Linked DNA regions of Mus musculus: region 1 is linked to region 2. Evidence: chromatin loops called from intact Hi-C (ENCODE). Cell type or tissue: left cerebral cortex. All regions are shown on one strand.

Region 1 (8,000 bases), 93 kb before region 2:
AATACAAGGCAGAATAACATCCAAGGTTAACTCCTGCTTTCCGCGTACACAAGCATGCACATGCAATGCTCCTTGCACGTACACATGTCCCTACCTTTACCCGCTAATAGGAACCACAAATAGCAACAGACTGAATATAACTGAATATAACTCTTTACATGTTGAGTTCATCAGGTATTTTAGCCCCGAGGATGCATGCTCACTTGCATTCTAGCAATTCTCTGGGCTGGTACCCAACTGTGAGGTGGATTGAACCTCCTCTTCACGACAACCCTCACTCCTCATTAGTGAACACAGAGCTGGGTCACATTATTCATCATCTCAGCTAGCTAGGTTTGTGAGCACATCCATCCAGAAAGGCTGCACCCTGACAGACAGGATCTGCAGTCATGACCCAGCGAATCCCAATTTGTCAGCATAAGGTTTTAGCCTATTGGTGCATCAAGGCCTCATGCAATCCTCTTTAGCCTACAAAATAAAGATCCCTGGGTTATTTCATGCCTTCACAACATGTTCATTTTTTCACACTATTTTTGCAAAGCGTCACAGAATTTAAAAACTCTATATTTACAAGCGTGCTACGAAGTGATCTGATAAACAAGCTCATCATTTTGAATTCTAAAATGTTGCCAGATTATAAATCAACATCAGTGTCAATAGCAGGAGTCATTTCATTAAAAAGTTCTGATCTTCACTCTGCTCTTTGTTAACATTGGTTAGAAGGATGTGTAACATTCAATATGCAAAGCCAACCTACAGCAATACTGTTTCTACCAAAGTGACTTACAAAAGCTGGCCATTAGAGCTGTAGGCATCCTGAGTGGTTAGACTGTTTAGTTAAAATAATTAGAAACTGTTCTTGAGAGAGGTGGAAGAAGCAAGCACTTAAAAAAATATTTTCTTTCATTGTTCTGTCAATGTAGGTAAATATAATACAAAAAAAGCAAAACATAAGCCTACGAATTTGCCAACCTCTATAAGTTTATTGGGCAAGCTTACCAACATGCACATCATCATGAGCTCTTGGGCCACCAAGCTCTTCAGAAAGGTAAAGGTAATCGAGTGAGACCTATGGCAGGACTGCCACAGACATCAGTCAACCTCACTGCTAGTGGTGCTAGAGTCCAAGTGACATGCTATTCCGAGTCTTGGGGACACAGAGATGGGAGGGATGAGTGAGGAGAAGTGGCTGAGTTAACACACTCCTCAAGGGTGTTCTAAGAGATCTGAACAGAGCCTGGGACTCCGCCCGCCCCCTAGCCACCTCCTCTCCATGAGCATATATGCTCCAGGGACCCATGCCCCACTCCCTGGGCTTGGTGTGAAGATTGCATGCATCCCTGAAGTCACGCTGACCTGTACTGTCATATGCTTACTGTTACACTTCCTGCAAACTTTAAAACTCAATAAAAGTCCAGATATGTTGATAAAAACGTATATGAAAATATAGAGATAACAATAAAGAAGTAGTGATTGGTCTCTGCCAGAAGTTAGATTTCCTTCCCCTCCATTTTTGTTTTTGTTTCCTTGAGACATCCCAGGATAACCTCTAACTTACTACATAGCCATGGATGACATTAAATTCCTGATTCTCCTTACCCCCACCTCCGTTCCGTGCAATGGGATTACAGGCATCCACTATAACAGATGGTTTAAACTTTCTTTTTATGGCAGAAATGTTAAGAATGAAAGAGAGTAAGGAACATGCCCAAGGCCTCAGGATGGGCTAACCCTCACTTCTGCACCATAGTCCTTCCCACTGAGTAGCCTGTCCAGCAGATGAGTGGAATGTCAGATAAACCCAGACTCATCCTCCAGGAAAGGATGCTTGGTTGTTGTTTTCCACTGTGAGTAATCACTGCAGTCGTGAAAGAGTGTGAATTGAGTTTCTCTGAGCAAATGTGATGTTTATGTGGGGAGAAGTCTACCCTGAGACAAATTGTGGCAGTGTGGGAGGGTTCATGTAGTGTCCTATGGAAGCTGATCGACTTTTGGTTATTCCTTTTGATATATGTTCTCGGACATATACTCCAGATTTGGGCATCTCCTGTCAAATCCAAATACCAAAGGCACATACACTAGCTGTGTTAGTCAGAGTTCTCTAGAGTAACAGAACTGACAGGGTGAATACATACATACATGTATACATACATATTAAATAAATATACACCGTATCTATATACATACACATATACATACACATACACACACATACACATACATATACATATATTAAAGGGGATTTATTAGATTGGTTTACAGGTGTTGTTGGACTAGTTAAGCAATGGCTGTCTCTCAACGGGAAGGTGAAGGAAGAGGTAGTTGGCTCCTCCATGAGTCTGAATGTCTTAGCTTGCCTTTGGTCTATTGTAGAGTTCTAAAGAAGTAGGCTCTAACAGCAGTGAAGGCATAATTCAGCAGGGAAATCGATGATCTTGCCAGTGAGAGTGAGGGCAAGGAGGCAAAGAGCAAAAGCTTTCTTCTTTTCCACCATTTGATGTGGATTTCGACCAGAAGGTGTGGCCCAGATTTTAGGGTGGGGCTTCTGAGCTCAAATGATCAGGATTTAGCATAGGTGTCCTTACCTCAGGTGATCCATATCAAGAAAATTTCCCCAGAGGTGTGCCCAGCCGCTCGGGTTTTACTAGATTCCAGATGTGGTCAGGATGACAACCAAGATTAGCCATCAGACCAGCTTCAAGATGCTGGCAGGTTATGGATATTTACAAACGTCTTCTCTGGCATTGAGTTTAGTCTTTATGAGTAAAGAGAACTGATGAACACAGCTGCAAGCTGCATATAAAGTCTAATGAGGCCCTTTCCAGAGGAAGCAAGGTGTACCAGAACTGCTCAAAGGAGTGTGTTTACCTAAGTGTTTTCTGCTTCTGATCCCCTTCTTGAGTCATTGCCAGAGGAATTTGTGTGTGTGTGTGTGTGTGTGTGTGTGTGTGTGTGTGTGTGTGTGTGTGTGTGTGTGTACTCATAGGCCAGAGATCCTTATCTGGAGTCTGTCTTACTGATGCCTCACCATCTTTTTTGAGGCAAGGTCTCCCATTGAGCCTGATTCCTCTAGGCTAAGTGGCCAAAGAGCCCATGGATTCTCTTGTACCTGTTTCCTAAGCACTGGGGTTACAGGTGTGAGCTGCCACACTGACATTTTATATGAGAACTGGAGATCTGAGCTGGGGTCCTTGTGGTTCCACGGCAAACACTGTAAAATGGAGGCACTGCCCCAGCCTCAGTTTCTTTGTTTGTGTGCAGGAGTAGTAAGCTTTTACTTGTGTATGCTCATGTCTGGTACCTGTGGAGGTCAGAAAAGGGTATCAGGTCCCCAGGAACTAGAGTAATTCTGAGCTGCCACGTGGGTGCTGGGAATAGAATTCAGGATCTCGTCAAGAATAGCAAATACTCTTAACTGTTGAGCCACCTCTTCAGCCCCAAAGGTCTTTCAAAGGTGTGGCTCACCTGCACTTACTGAACTTTTGTGCCTGTGCTCAGTCTGTCCTTTTGGACTGTAGGCAGAGGGTGAGGCGGGCTGCAGCCATGCACCACTGGGTACAGCTAATGTCAGAGGAGGATCCCGGTGTTTGGTCCCAGCTTAACTTCCACATAGGCGTTCCCTAGATCTACCCTTGACGAGTTTCACCAGGCACGGCTCCATCAGTTCCCCCTGGAGCTGCACAGACTGTACCTCCTGGAAATGTCATCTGCTGGGACTGCAATTATGGTCCTCCAGCAATCACAGGCACAATGCAGGATGGGTGGAATTCAGGTGAGCGAGAGAACCCGCAATCAAGCCAGGGAAGAGAGAACAAAGCCATTTTCTTTCATTTGCCGTCAACACAACCATCAGGCCTTAATTACAAGGCAAGTGTGGGGCTGGCGCTGAAAGGCTTATTATTATACAGTTCAGCTCCAAATCAGTTCTGCATTGATGAGCGGCACCCAGAGGAAGGCACTGCAGCCTCAGTGAAAAAGAGCAGGCCCCAAACATGGTGATGAGTGGCAGGGAGCATGCTCTGGGGAATTAAAAATAATTCTGCAAGGAGGGGAGGGTGGTATACCTTAGAGCTAGCTAAAAATACACTGTGAAAGTCCCACATCCTTGTTTGCTGCATTCATCATCAAACTCAATACAGACAGACTCACTGTGGCCAGAGCTGCTTCACCCAGCCTTTTTTCTAGCATTCCCAAAGATACTCCGAATTGGTACACGCAGACTATGTGCTTGCTTGCTATGTGTGCATGCCTGTGTCTGTTCCTGTTGTGTCTCAGTGTACATACAGATGCCCACGGCATGTGCACATACATCTGTCAGGATTGGAGGCCACCATCCTTATTGTTTCAAGGCAAAGTTTCGCATTGGCCTGGGACTCATGAAACAGGTTAGGCAGGGTAGAATCCATCTGTCTCTGCCTCTCCAGAGCTGGCATTACAAATATGTCCCTCCACACCTGGCCTATGTATGTTTGTATGCATGCATGCATATAGGTACATATGCATTTTTGTGGATACTGAGGGATTGAACTCAAGTCCTCACTCTTGCAAGACAAGTACTTTACTTGCAAGATACTCACTGAGCTATCATCCCAATCCTATTTCTAATTCTTTATAAGAAACACGAGAGTATACTTAAAAACAAAAAAAAAAACCCAAAGATTGTTTCTCGTGTTTATAGAAATACATATGAATTAATTATTTATAATTTGTTTATACTAATAAATAGGGTACATAGTACATTTGCTTATTTCCACATTGAAATATTAAAATTGAGTTTAAAATATTCTTTAGAGAACTAATCCAATAATGTTTACATGTGACCCTAACCATCTTTGAATATAGCCTGTGTTTTAAAGACACGGCTTGGGATTAGCTCAGAGAGCTTAACTAGCATGCTCAAGACTGAGTCCTGCCTCAGCACTACAAACGAACAAACAAACACAATGTTTCCTGAAAGGAATTATACATATAGATGCTTCCTTCATAGATCAAAACACCTGCATTCATGCTTGAACTAAGCCCACAAATATCAGTCTTCATGTTCTAATGGGCTCGTGATGGACGCCAAGTTCACAACTGCCTTGTTTACAGTTCTGGATATGAGCTCTGTTATGGCTCTGGAGGTAGAGTTTAAGGTACTGTCAGTGGAGTGGAGATTAACACTGGCCCCTCTGGAATTGTCTCTGAGTGGGCTTGGGTTTTTGGCACAGATTTGTCCTCAGGCAGATGGGTGCCACACAGTGTTTACTGTGTTGACACACCACTGGGACATTACCAGACATCACCAGGTCACATAATCACTTCACCTATTTAAATGGCCTAGAAAATCGTCCCTAGTCGACATGCTGGACCAGATCTACGGAGAGCCATACGCCATACTGACAGCCAGGGGGCAGTCCAGACCTCAGAAGAAGGCTGCATTCTTGGTGATCCCTCCCTGTTCCATGTTTTCCTGGTCTTTTGTGGTCCCGTAATGGGGCTCCGTCTCCCAGATGACAATGTTCTCTGAGCCTGGCACTTATTTATGGATGAAAGGATTCAGGGGCACAGAGAAGATGATGCCTTCTTTCCTACAGGCTGGCCAGTTGCAGGGGACAAGATGTATATGGTGTGAGTTTCCAATGGTCCTTCCACGTGTAAACATGGAAACCCTATGCCTGGAAGACCTTCACTCCTCTGTTGTAAATTTCTCCACCTCACCTCCTAAGTGCTAGGATTACAGACAGATTCTACCATGCCCTATCAGTTACACCTGACTGCAGGGTACTGTTCGCAAGCCAAGGCTCGGGCTTATTGTCCCCGCGCCTTCTGGAAAGCAGTTTGCAAGCCGATTTTCCTAGAGCATCCAGCTTTCTGTGTATGCTCCACTAGGCGAAACGATGACCTTGGCAAAGCCAGTTTGCACAGAGCTGCTACTAATCTTTTACGTAGAGCTTCAACAGTTTCCCCTGCCCCCTGGAGCTTCTGTGACCTTGCTCCTACCAAGACTGCAGATGGCTCTGGATCTTCCTCTCCCTCTCCTGATGCAAGAACAGAGTTTCCTAGAGAAGTTCTTGGAATGTGGCTCCAGGCCTTCAGACAGCCTTGCACCTTTGTGAGTGGCCAAGGTCTTCCCTTGCCCAGCAGTATGATCTTCAGACGTGTCAGGTAAAACCACTTTTGCAGTGTGGTGAGGCAGAATAAGAGAATGCAGTGGGGAACATGAAACACTGCCTTTCCCTGATAATTGTAGGAAACATGGCTATTTTTCATAAATATATATCGCTTCTATTAACATGTAATGGGTTTCTAATTATTTTAATGAATAAATAAACAAATAAATAATACTTAACAATATCTCTATTTAAATTTTCAAGTGGAGCTACACCTATCATAAAAGAAGTCACTGAAGACCATGAATAGACCTGGTATCTGAATCACTTCCTAGCATAACTCCAGGGCAGTGTGTAGCTCACACACACACACACACACACACACACACACACACACACACACACAAGCACATGAGCAAGCACTCTTCTGTGAGTGCCTCAGGACTCTTGAACAGGCTGCTGCCTCTAAAAGTCACAGCCCATGCATGCCTAAAGGGTATTCCACTCTGCTCTTAGATTTGATGGTATTCTCTATAGCTGAGGTTTTTCTTTATTCATAGTATCAACTTTTAATTTTCCAATATTTCTTTAGTCCCACCTGTTTTTCTCACCATGAGAAAGTTCTTTGAAATTCAGAACTCATCTTACTTATTCCCCGTGGCATCTCCACAGGACCTGGCATGCAGGAAGCACTCAGTGTCTGATAGGAAATAGGGAAATGAACAGATGATTAAAGAGCTATCCTATCTCAGAACAGGCCTTTCTGCACATACTCCATGCTACCTTTTCCATACTCACATGGAGGGCAGGTTTCTTTGTCAGTGCTCCAAGGACACTCTTGTGTGGTCCTTGTACACTGAACATGGTCACCATGGACACTTTCAGATACTGGAGTAGACAGGGAGTTCACAGGGTGGTCTATTGTGGGGAAGGTGACATCAGAACTCTGGGGAGCCTGCCTGTAGGATCTCCTTCTGCCATCGGGCTAAGGTCCAGGCCAGAGGTCACAGTGAAGCCAGCCTCTGAATTTGTGAAGCAAATGCCATCGGGTTTTCATGAGGAACAGAGGCACAGGAAAAATGTCAGCCCCACATCTTCTATGACAGTTGGAAAGCTTCCTGCCAGGCAGTTTTTAATCTAACTAAGCAAACAGAGCAGCAAATGAAGCCCCAGCTACTGGCCCAACACTGCTCATGGCTGTGTGGAAGTGCAGCATCTGCAGAAGGTGTGACTCTCCATTTTCCAGAACAGGAGACCCCTAGGGGAGGGGAAACACTAGTGGTGAGAGTTTGGCTGAGGTCAAGGCAGAGAGAGGCAGACTGCAGCTGCCAGGGGCACAGCAGGGGTTCTGAGAATGAAAGCTGGCTGCAGGTCCACAGGGGTGGGAACACCAGGGGCAGACTGTTCGGACACAAAATGCAGAGTCAGGTCCCCTTTCATCCTTCATCAAAAGACATCAGGGAGAGGGATGGGGTCCCACGAGGTTAGGGACAGCATGGTGTCTGCTTCTGCAGTCATCAAGCTTCCTCCATAGGTATTTACTAGAAGGCTCTATGTGTTTGTTACAGGGTAGACAGCAAGCAGTATGTATCCCTGGGAACAGCTGATGCTTGCTGCCTTGCCCCTCAGAAAAAGCCTCACCATTAGGACAACCAACAGAAGCCTGAGCCTAACTCCTGAGCCACCAATGATACAGGGAGCACCTGTTGGAACCAGCAGTGGGCAGTGGCTCTCACACATTCAGTTTCCCTTCAATAGCTTTGTTTGCAGTTCTGGCTGTCCCTCAGCCTTTCAGACTCTGACCCTGGAGTACAGGGCAGGACAGATACCCCCTCAGCTCTCCTGTGAAGAAATGCTCTTCCTGGGACCAGAGTCTGGAATCCAGGCAGGTTACTTCCTGCAATAGGG
Region 2 (8,000 bases):
CTCACAGTGACTCTCTACCCCTCATGTGAGCTGGGTGGTCAGACCCTGTTCTGATCATTAACTCTGAAGCTAGAGGAACAGGTGGCCTAGCCCATTTGTAAACAGGTGTGCCAACGTGTCCCTGGGGGACTGACATGACACAGCTTGGCGTGCACTGTGAGTCTCTGAGGGAGAAGGGTTGTTTTGGAGCTAACAATATCCCAGTAACAACAAATTAGCCAAAGAATATTTGGGCGGCAAGACCTCCATGACTTCTCTCAGAATCACAGAAAAGGGCACTGGGAGGTTCTGAAGAGTTTAATGGGGGAATTTCTTGAATTTTAATTTAGAGTCAGACATCACATGTAAAACAAAGGAGAAACAGAAATGAGTCTAGAGTCTACTGAAGCACGTGGTTAGGATTTCTGTCAGCTACCCATATCTCTTGCTTTATGCAATTGATTCCATCTTTAAGTAAAGCTATATGGCTTTCTGATCCCTACACCCTTTGTCTTTCATACTCTGAGAGAATTTAACAATCTAACTCCATCAACAAATGTGTCTGTCAGAGGACTGAATGACAGAATTTGAATCCTGGACCTACAGGTTTGTCCAGTGGAGTCTGCTGGGTGGCAAGGTGGCAGTTGCTCTCAGAGTGTTTAATTGCCTCACCAGCTTCTCATTTGAATTCTCCTCCTGCTGCTGCCAAAGGCTTCTGTAGCCAATGGCTCTTCAGCTGGTTGCACAGTGTCAGGACAGCTCATATTGTACATGTAACAGAGATGCTAGATAGCCCAGAGATCTGTCTGTCTGCTGGAAGGCTGACTTCAGTTAGCAGTAGAGGCTTTGGCCACACCCCACCCAAAGCTGTTGTTGTTGACCCCTGCTACCCACAGCCCTGAAATGTCCAGAAACTTAGAAGAAGACATCTGACATTCACCAGTGTTTACTGTCTCATATTCTCGAATGAGAAAAGGCTGGACTCTATACCCAAGTATAAGGAAATCTGACATTCACCAATGTTTACTGTCTCATATTCTCGAATGAGAAAAGGCTGGACTCTATACCCAAGTATAAGAAACCACGGTAAAGAAGACCAGCTATCCAGAACCCCCCAAAATATCTGAACTTTTATTTCTAGCTTGTAAGAGAAGGGCATATACTAACATATGTAATCCGTACAGAAACAGTTACACAATGCTATGCAATCGTGCTAATATTCAGGAAGACCACCAGAGTATTTATTACCCAGAAAGAGGAAACAAGGGGTTCAGCCCACTCTGCTTAAGTCGGAAAAGCAAAAATCTATTTCCAAATCTATTCAAGGAAAAGTTGCCCTGCAGGCATTACCATTACCTTTTGTCAGCAGATGGGCAGACAGACAGATAAATACTTAGGTCCTGACTACCTGCAGGATGGTTCCCTCTCTTGGCTCTGCACACAGTAGGAGCTCAAGTTGTGCACACTGAAAGGATATTCCATCAGAGGCAAAGGGTGGAGGGAGAAGCTGACTAAGAAGCCACAGTCTTCATCATTAGTGTTGACTGTGCCATTGTTGCCAGGAGAAAAAGCTGAAATTGAGAGGGATGCCCACCATGGCTGCTGACTGCTGGAGATCTATCATTGAACTTTCCTAAAACACAGAATCTAAAAATAATTAGCAAACTTGCACCGAGTTTCAGGGGGGAGGAGAACAAAAGACAGGCTCACTGCCAATCAGCTGATCAGTCCCACTGGACTGAAGACATCTCCCCACGTCCCCTGTCTTGAGCCTTGAGCAGCTCCCCCGAGGTCATATGAAAGCCCTTAGGGCCTCTGCCTTAGCTTGGGGGGCGTCTCAGTGTCAGTCTTAGCTGCTGATCTGTTTCTACTTTCTCAGGCGCACTTGATCTCAGGAAGTGCTCAAACAATGAAAAGGATGGACAGGGTTAAATTCATAACAGGGTACTTATTCACACCACATTAGCCATGGGAATACTACAAGTAGACATAAAATTTTATTCCTGTGATAATATACTTCAAGCTCTAAAAAAGATCCCGTAAAGAAAAGGATTTCCTTTAAAAAAAAAAAAGGAAAAAAAAATAGCCAAAACAAAACCAGTTCCTATTGAGGTTAAGAGCGCTGCATCATAGAGATTAGAAGAGCTATCACTGGTGACGGCAGCCTACAGGAAATGTGGCCAAAAGAGACGTCCATCCAGAAAATGCAAATGATCATGACTTTTCCTATTGACTACTGGAAAGCCAGAAGTCCAGAATTCCTCAGTGTAATGCACAGAGCTGCCCGGCGTTCCCAGGTATCTGCAAAGCGCACGTGACCTGGGTCATGGAGGAAGCCGGCAAGTCTGTCTGCAGGAAAGCTTTGCACAGAGGAAGCTACAACCAACTACCTACAGCACGCAGCACAGGACAGCCCCATCCTCACCACCCCTCTGCCCTGTAACCATTCCGATTCTCTCTCTTTCCTGAAACGGGTGATGAGCAATGCCTTTCACCATTCCGTCAACAAACAGCTGGACGAAAGCCAAAGGACCATACATCCTGGTCTGCCGTGCCCTTTTTAATCAACTTCCTAATTAAAAAATGCCATGCTGGCATGAGGTATGAAGGGAGGAGGCTTAGAATATTTCACAAAATCGCATCCTCTCATCCTGGAGTTGTTGGGAATCTGTATCCTTACAGATGTTTATGAGTGTTCCTGCTGCAGAGATAGAATCAATTTGCTTGTGCCTGGCCCTCAAGACGTATTAAATTTATCCTGAAGGAAGCTGGCTTCTGAAAGCTCTTGCCCAGATGCACTAGGCAGGTGGGGGTTTCAGGGAACCAGAGGGTCCACCAGCAGATGCAGCATTGATTTCTGAATGTTCACACTCTCCTAGACAGCTCCAGAGCAGACTCGGTTTGATGGCTCTCTATGGGGTGCCCTGCAGACTGGATTATTTCCACCACAAGTCTGGCTAGCATTGTTTCATGGCGACAGTGTACTGTGCATTCAGCTTTTGCTCAGATGGCACTGGCTAGGGGGAATACGTGGACCAGGGAGAGGCTATGGCACCAAATTCAAAGTCAGTCTCTGAGAACTGTCCCCCCCAACCCCCGCCTATAGGATTCAGGGATGTAGGAGCCCCAGGAGCTGAGAAGTGGGTGCTGACTTCTGTAAAGACACTCTGGGAGTGCAGACTAGAACACACTAAGGTTCAGTTTAGACAATGGCTGAGGTGCTTTTCAAGGCCATGTTGGAGCTGGAAATCTTACAATGAAAAAATCCCTGTCGACATACTAAAAGAGGCACCCCTCCCATCATTTATTCATCTCCGAGTTGTCTGACTTAAAGTTCCAAGCTTGACACTCAACCTGAAAACATCTGAAGCAAACGCTCAACTGGGGTGATTTTTCTCAAGGCAATTTCAGGGAGTGGGGTGCCTAAGCCATCGGATTTCAGCAGGAAGCAGGCAGTGTACAAAGTTCTTACAACTATATTAATGAGTACATACATATGTCTAGGGCAGGTTTACATGGTGCATCCATTAACCCAATGCCTCAAATATTCCAGCATATACACAACACCTTTACCCCAGCAACTTTAAAAATATTCATGTTTTACACTCTCAGAACCATGGGAGAGCTCAGCACATTCTCTTTAGTGTGTGAGAACACACCACAGCACAGAATTATAAAGGAAATAAGCCCAAGTGGCATTTTGGGAGAAAACTGTTGATATTTTCCTTTTCTGTTCATAGGCAGCACATGTGGCTAAGGGCAGAGTTCCTAGGATACAGATCCCCCCAGGGCAACCACTGCCCACAGAGCAGCTAAGGCAGGGCACCAGGCATTTGGAACCTCATGGATGAATTGCATGATTTAGCTATGGAAGGTTGTAATCTCTTCTAAAGTTATTATTCAACCTCAGAGGAAAAGTTAAAAAATAAAATTAAAAGTCCCCTTAGAAATCACATTTTCAGGCTGGCTCATATGAACATATTTCCAGCTCAGAGACAGTTCATTGTCTTTGGATCAAGCCCTTACCCACTGCAAGGAGCCTTGAAAACAGACAGGACTACAAGCGGTAAAACTAACTCCCTCAAGTGGAAACTCTGGTGACATAATTGTGGCCCTTTAAAAAAAAAAAAAAAAAGGACTTCACCTGTGAGAGGCAGCCAGGCACAAAGGAAGCCTCGTGGGTAAGTGACATTCAAGGGCTTCCCTGCTTCTAAATGGCCAAGCAGAGGGTAAAAAGGAAAGGCTAATGTCTGCTCCAAGAAAGTTATAGCCCATCAGAAAACAAGAGAGTTATTTTACTCACAAAGATGGACCCAACTCCGCAAGGAACTAGCATGGAAAGAGGAGTGCAGAATAGCCTCCCTCTAGGTAGGAGTTCAGGAGAGAGAGAGAGAGAGAGAGAGAGAGAGAGAGAGAGAGAGAGAGAGAGAGAGAGAGAAACTCTTGGGTATTCATTACTTTGGGCTACGCATTTAAACCTGAGTTGTTTTCCCCCCACGTTCTAGCTTACTAGCTAATTTTTTTAAAGGCGATAGAAGCAACATTTGTATGCACTTACAGGATAATTGAGATTTTTCCCTGTTATGCAAAAAAAAAAAGACATCTTAATGTGAATATACAGAAACTTGCAATTTTAGCAGGAAAATCATCAGTTCTCCATAGCAGGGGCAAGCCTGTGCCCAGAGTGTCACACCTGAGGCTTTGGGTTCACTGAAGGCATTTGTTGTTTCTAATTTTATAAAGGCATACTTTCCGAAACAGAGCAAATCACACCCCCGCTCAGCACGCCCCCCCCACCAAAGTTGTATGTCTGTCACATAGTCACTGTCATTTCTAAAGTATAGCAACACTTTGAAAAAGGCTTTTAAAAATTCAAAATGAAAGCATGGCATGCTCTGAAATATCCAAGAAACTACAGAGACACAGTTAAGAGGCTGTGATGTCTATTGAAGTTTAACTTTAAAAACAAACTAAATAATTAGGTCAGTTAAAATGCGGACCTTTCCCTCTAAGGAGGGTAGGAATCCTTAAGACAGGAAAGGACTCTTCATCAGTGACTCTCCCCAGAAGCATCTTGAACTGAATTTTGAAACACCCATGCTCCAGCACGCTAGTCCCAGAATTATATAAGAAATGTATGCCACTGTTGACAATAGAAACTCAAGGCTCCAGGAAGCTTCATTATCACTTATGAACTCAGAAAACTGATTTGGAAAAAAAAATCTCATTTTTTTTCTCAATAGAACTAAGTATCAAAGGCTGTACTCATTTAACATTTGCCCTCTGTGCATCCTACAGACCTACAGAAAACCATCAGTTCAGTTTCCACTGCCCCCAATAAGTAACTGGTTAAATGAGCTAAAATCTCCTTCCAGCTAGGAAAAATATATACTAGTCAAAACTAATTATGTCTGGCTTTTATCTAAACAACATTTGCTAATTCTGCTGGTCTCCGTACACTGTCCCAGAAAATATTAATTAAACACGTTGAATAATGGCTGCTGTAAATTTCTGAAAACACTAATCTCTAAACAGTTAATTTTCACTTCACACTTATGCATGGAAGATGGATGAAGAGGCCACCCGAGCACCAGCAAAAGACTGTTCTTTTGTTACTGCCCTTAAGAGTTGAACTTTGCTCCACTTTGGGAAGCGCAGCCCCGGCTCCAGAAACAACAGGACACATTTACCTGGAGGGGATTTCAAAGAGAAACCTGAAGAATGGATTTTCTGCGCCTGCAGTCCCTCTCCGCACCTTCAGCTAAGCCAGCCTCTGACAAGCAATTGTTCCCACGGCAGCCACCCCTGCCTTCCATCTTAGGGACTCACCCAGAAAATTCTCCAGCCTGCTCCGCGACTACAAAACTCTTCTAATGCTTTTGAACGCCCACCATTTGTTCTCCATTCATCCAATCAACTTCGAACCGCACATCTTCTCTCTATCGGCGCGCAGACACGGGGCCACTTCTCATCTGTATGCTAATTATTTTGCCACATGGACAAAAGTAATAATGCTTTCAGACAGGAAACTAACAGGCCTGAAGTCGAAGATGGAAATTAATAAGTTGACACCACTAAACGCCGGGGAAGACGGGCATGCGTGCAGAGCCCTGCCTGGTGGATGCGGCGCAGCCTCCATCAGCAGGCAGCAGACAGACGGCCCTGGGCCGCCAGCACTGCCCAAGCTGCGAGCATCAGGCACAGGTTTCCTTAGAGACCACATCGCTGCCGCAGAGGCCCACCGGGAGCATCCTGCTGACTTACCCTGCTCGGGCGGGCTGCTGTCCTTTAAGCAATACAAAACGCAGCCATTTCCTCAATCCCTAACTTCATCACTGATCTAGATGTTTCTCAACCTAACAGCTGTGAGTTAAAACCAGTAATTTCTAGCCTTCCTGTTTACTAGGCTTTCAGTAGTCAGGCAAGATTGGGATGTGTGCTGTGTGCTTCCTACACTGTACCCACAGGCCTCTAAATCTCTAGAGCGGAGTGTGTGATGTGCAGTGCTGTATTTAATGTAATAGATGAGAACTGTAAATACGCAGGCTTACTGTTGGCTGCTACCCGCTAGGTGATGTATCTCAGAAAATCTCCCCTATCGTTGACGTTATGGTAAATGCATACAGTGGCTTAAGAAACCTCAGCAAAGTCAGCAGAGCCTTGGTGTTTTCACGGGAACTACAGCTACACATCATAACAAAACAAAAAGGCATTGGGACCTCCCCTGGCAGCTCTTAAGACTGGAGAGCGGGCACCAGAGAGTTAACTGAAGGGTTCCCACCATCTCCCTGGCTTCTCAGCCACACTACAGTATCCCATCCGGTACAAGCTCCTTTTCTCATCTTCCTTTAAAACAAGAGACAGAACTATTCTCTGAGTAACTTTTAGCTCATGATACCAGCATTTGAAAAGGAGAAAACAGAAAAAGTTTATTTTAAAAAAGAGCAGACCCAGTAAGATGCCAGAAACACAAAAGAGGGCATAGCTATATGACTTTCTGTGCCATTTGGGGTTTTTGTTTGTTTGTTTGTTTGTTTGCTTGTTTATTTGGGTTTTTTGTTTTGTTTTGTTCCCCCCACCCCAAGGTGCTGATTCTATAAATAGCCTCTTAGGGCAAGCAACAAATGCTTTTCTGTGGTAGTAGTTGTCCCCTTCCCTCACCAGCCTCTTAGTAGAGCACACTAAATCATCAAGGTACCTCCCCTGTCCTGGAAGCTAGCTTTGACTATCCAGACTCCTGATGAGAACAACTCTGGGAGATTGCAGACAAGCAGCCCATAGGCATGTTCATCTGAGGGGCAGCTGTAGCCGAGAGGGTTCCATCGCTGGCCCTCTGTACCCTGAATCATGCCATCCTGTCATAGTGTGTAACCAAACAAGAGTGGACGGTGGCCAGGCAGGTGGAGAAATGGCTGTGGGAACTACTTAAGAGACCATCTGAGATCACTCAGAGGAGTTGGAAGCTGCGGCAGCCAGGCAAATAAGCAACCACATGTCACCTTTAAAGGAAAGGGAAGAGGTACCTCTCGGCAGATGAGTTGGTGGCCATCAGCAAGTCCTCCTCAGCAGTCTGTCTCACTCACGCAGCTCCTCAACTGCCATGGAGAGCCCCAGGCACGTGTGGTCACAGATCCCTCCGTGTTTGCATTCCCTCCACCCCTCCCATCAGGACCCGCACCGTCAGCCCTGTGCACAGGAGTGCGAAGCAGAGCCCACAGCTCAGCCACTGGGGGCCTCCATAGGCACAGTGCGGACTGGTTTCTGAGGGAGACTGACAGCAGTCCCAAGGTCCCAGGAACACCCTCTTCTTGCTCTCAGAGGTAATTCCTCTGAAGAGCATCTGCCTGGCGCGTGGTTACTACACAGGGTACTGCCTGCTCCCTCTCCAATGCCCTGACAGAAACCACAGCTCTCCACAAGGAGGCTTGCTGGGGACACCCAGTGTCCCTCCATCTTCCCATAGACAATGCCTTGTCCACTGCCATCAGAATGCCTCCCTCCCCTTCTTTACCCCCCACCCT

The links. Peaks named below come from ENCODE experiments on the same cell type or tissue, not always from the same donor. Only the 100,000 strongest peaks of a DNase experiment are listed, where the experiment ranks them.
Region 1: a loop joins it to region 2, with 6 times the contacts of the local background. A loop is called at or near these places in 2 of 42 quality-filtered maps.

What each region holds. Positions count from the first base shown.
Region 1 is chr12:29,625,970-29,633,969 of GRCm38, reverse strand. All of the region lies in intron 2 of Myt1l (myelin transcription factor 1-like), which reads right to left. Among named protein-coding and RNA genes, the nearest start is that of C630031E19Rik, 56 kb to the left of the region's middle. In left cerebral cortex, CTCF peaks have their summits at 3,940 and 5,389; DNase peaks (open chromatin) are centred at 3,901 and 5,359; H3K27ac peaks cover 1,664 bases.
Region 2 is chr12:29,533,038-29,541,037 of GRCm38, reverse strand. The region is part of intron 1 of Myt1l (myelin transcription factor 1-like); the gene reads right to left. Among named protein-coding and RNA genes, the nearest start is that of Gm20208, 5.9 kb to the right of the region's middle. In left cerebral cortex, CTCF peaks have their summits at 5,671, 6,551 and 7,886; DNase peaks (open chromatin) are centred at 5,005, 5,992, 6,510, 7,629 and 3 more places; H3K4me3 peaks cover 6,345 bases; H3K27ac peaks cover 5,772 bases.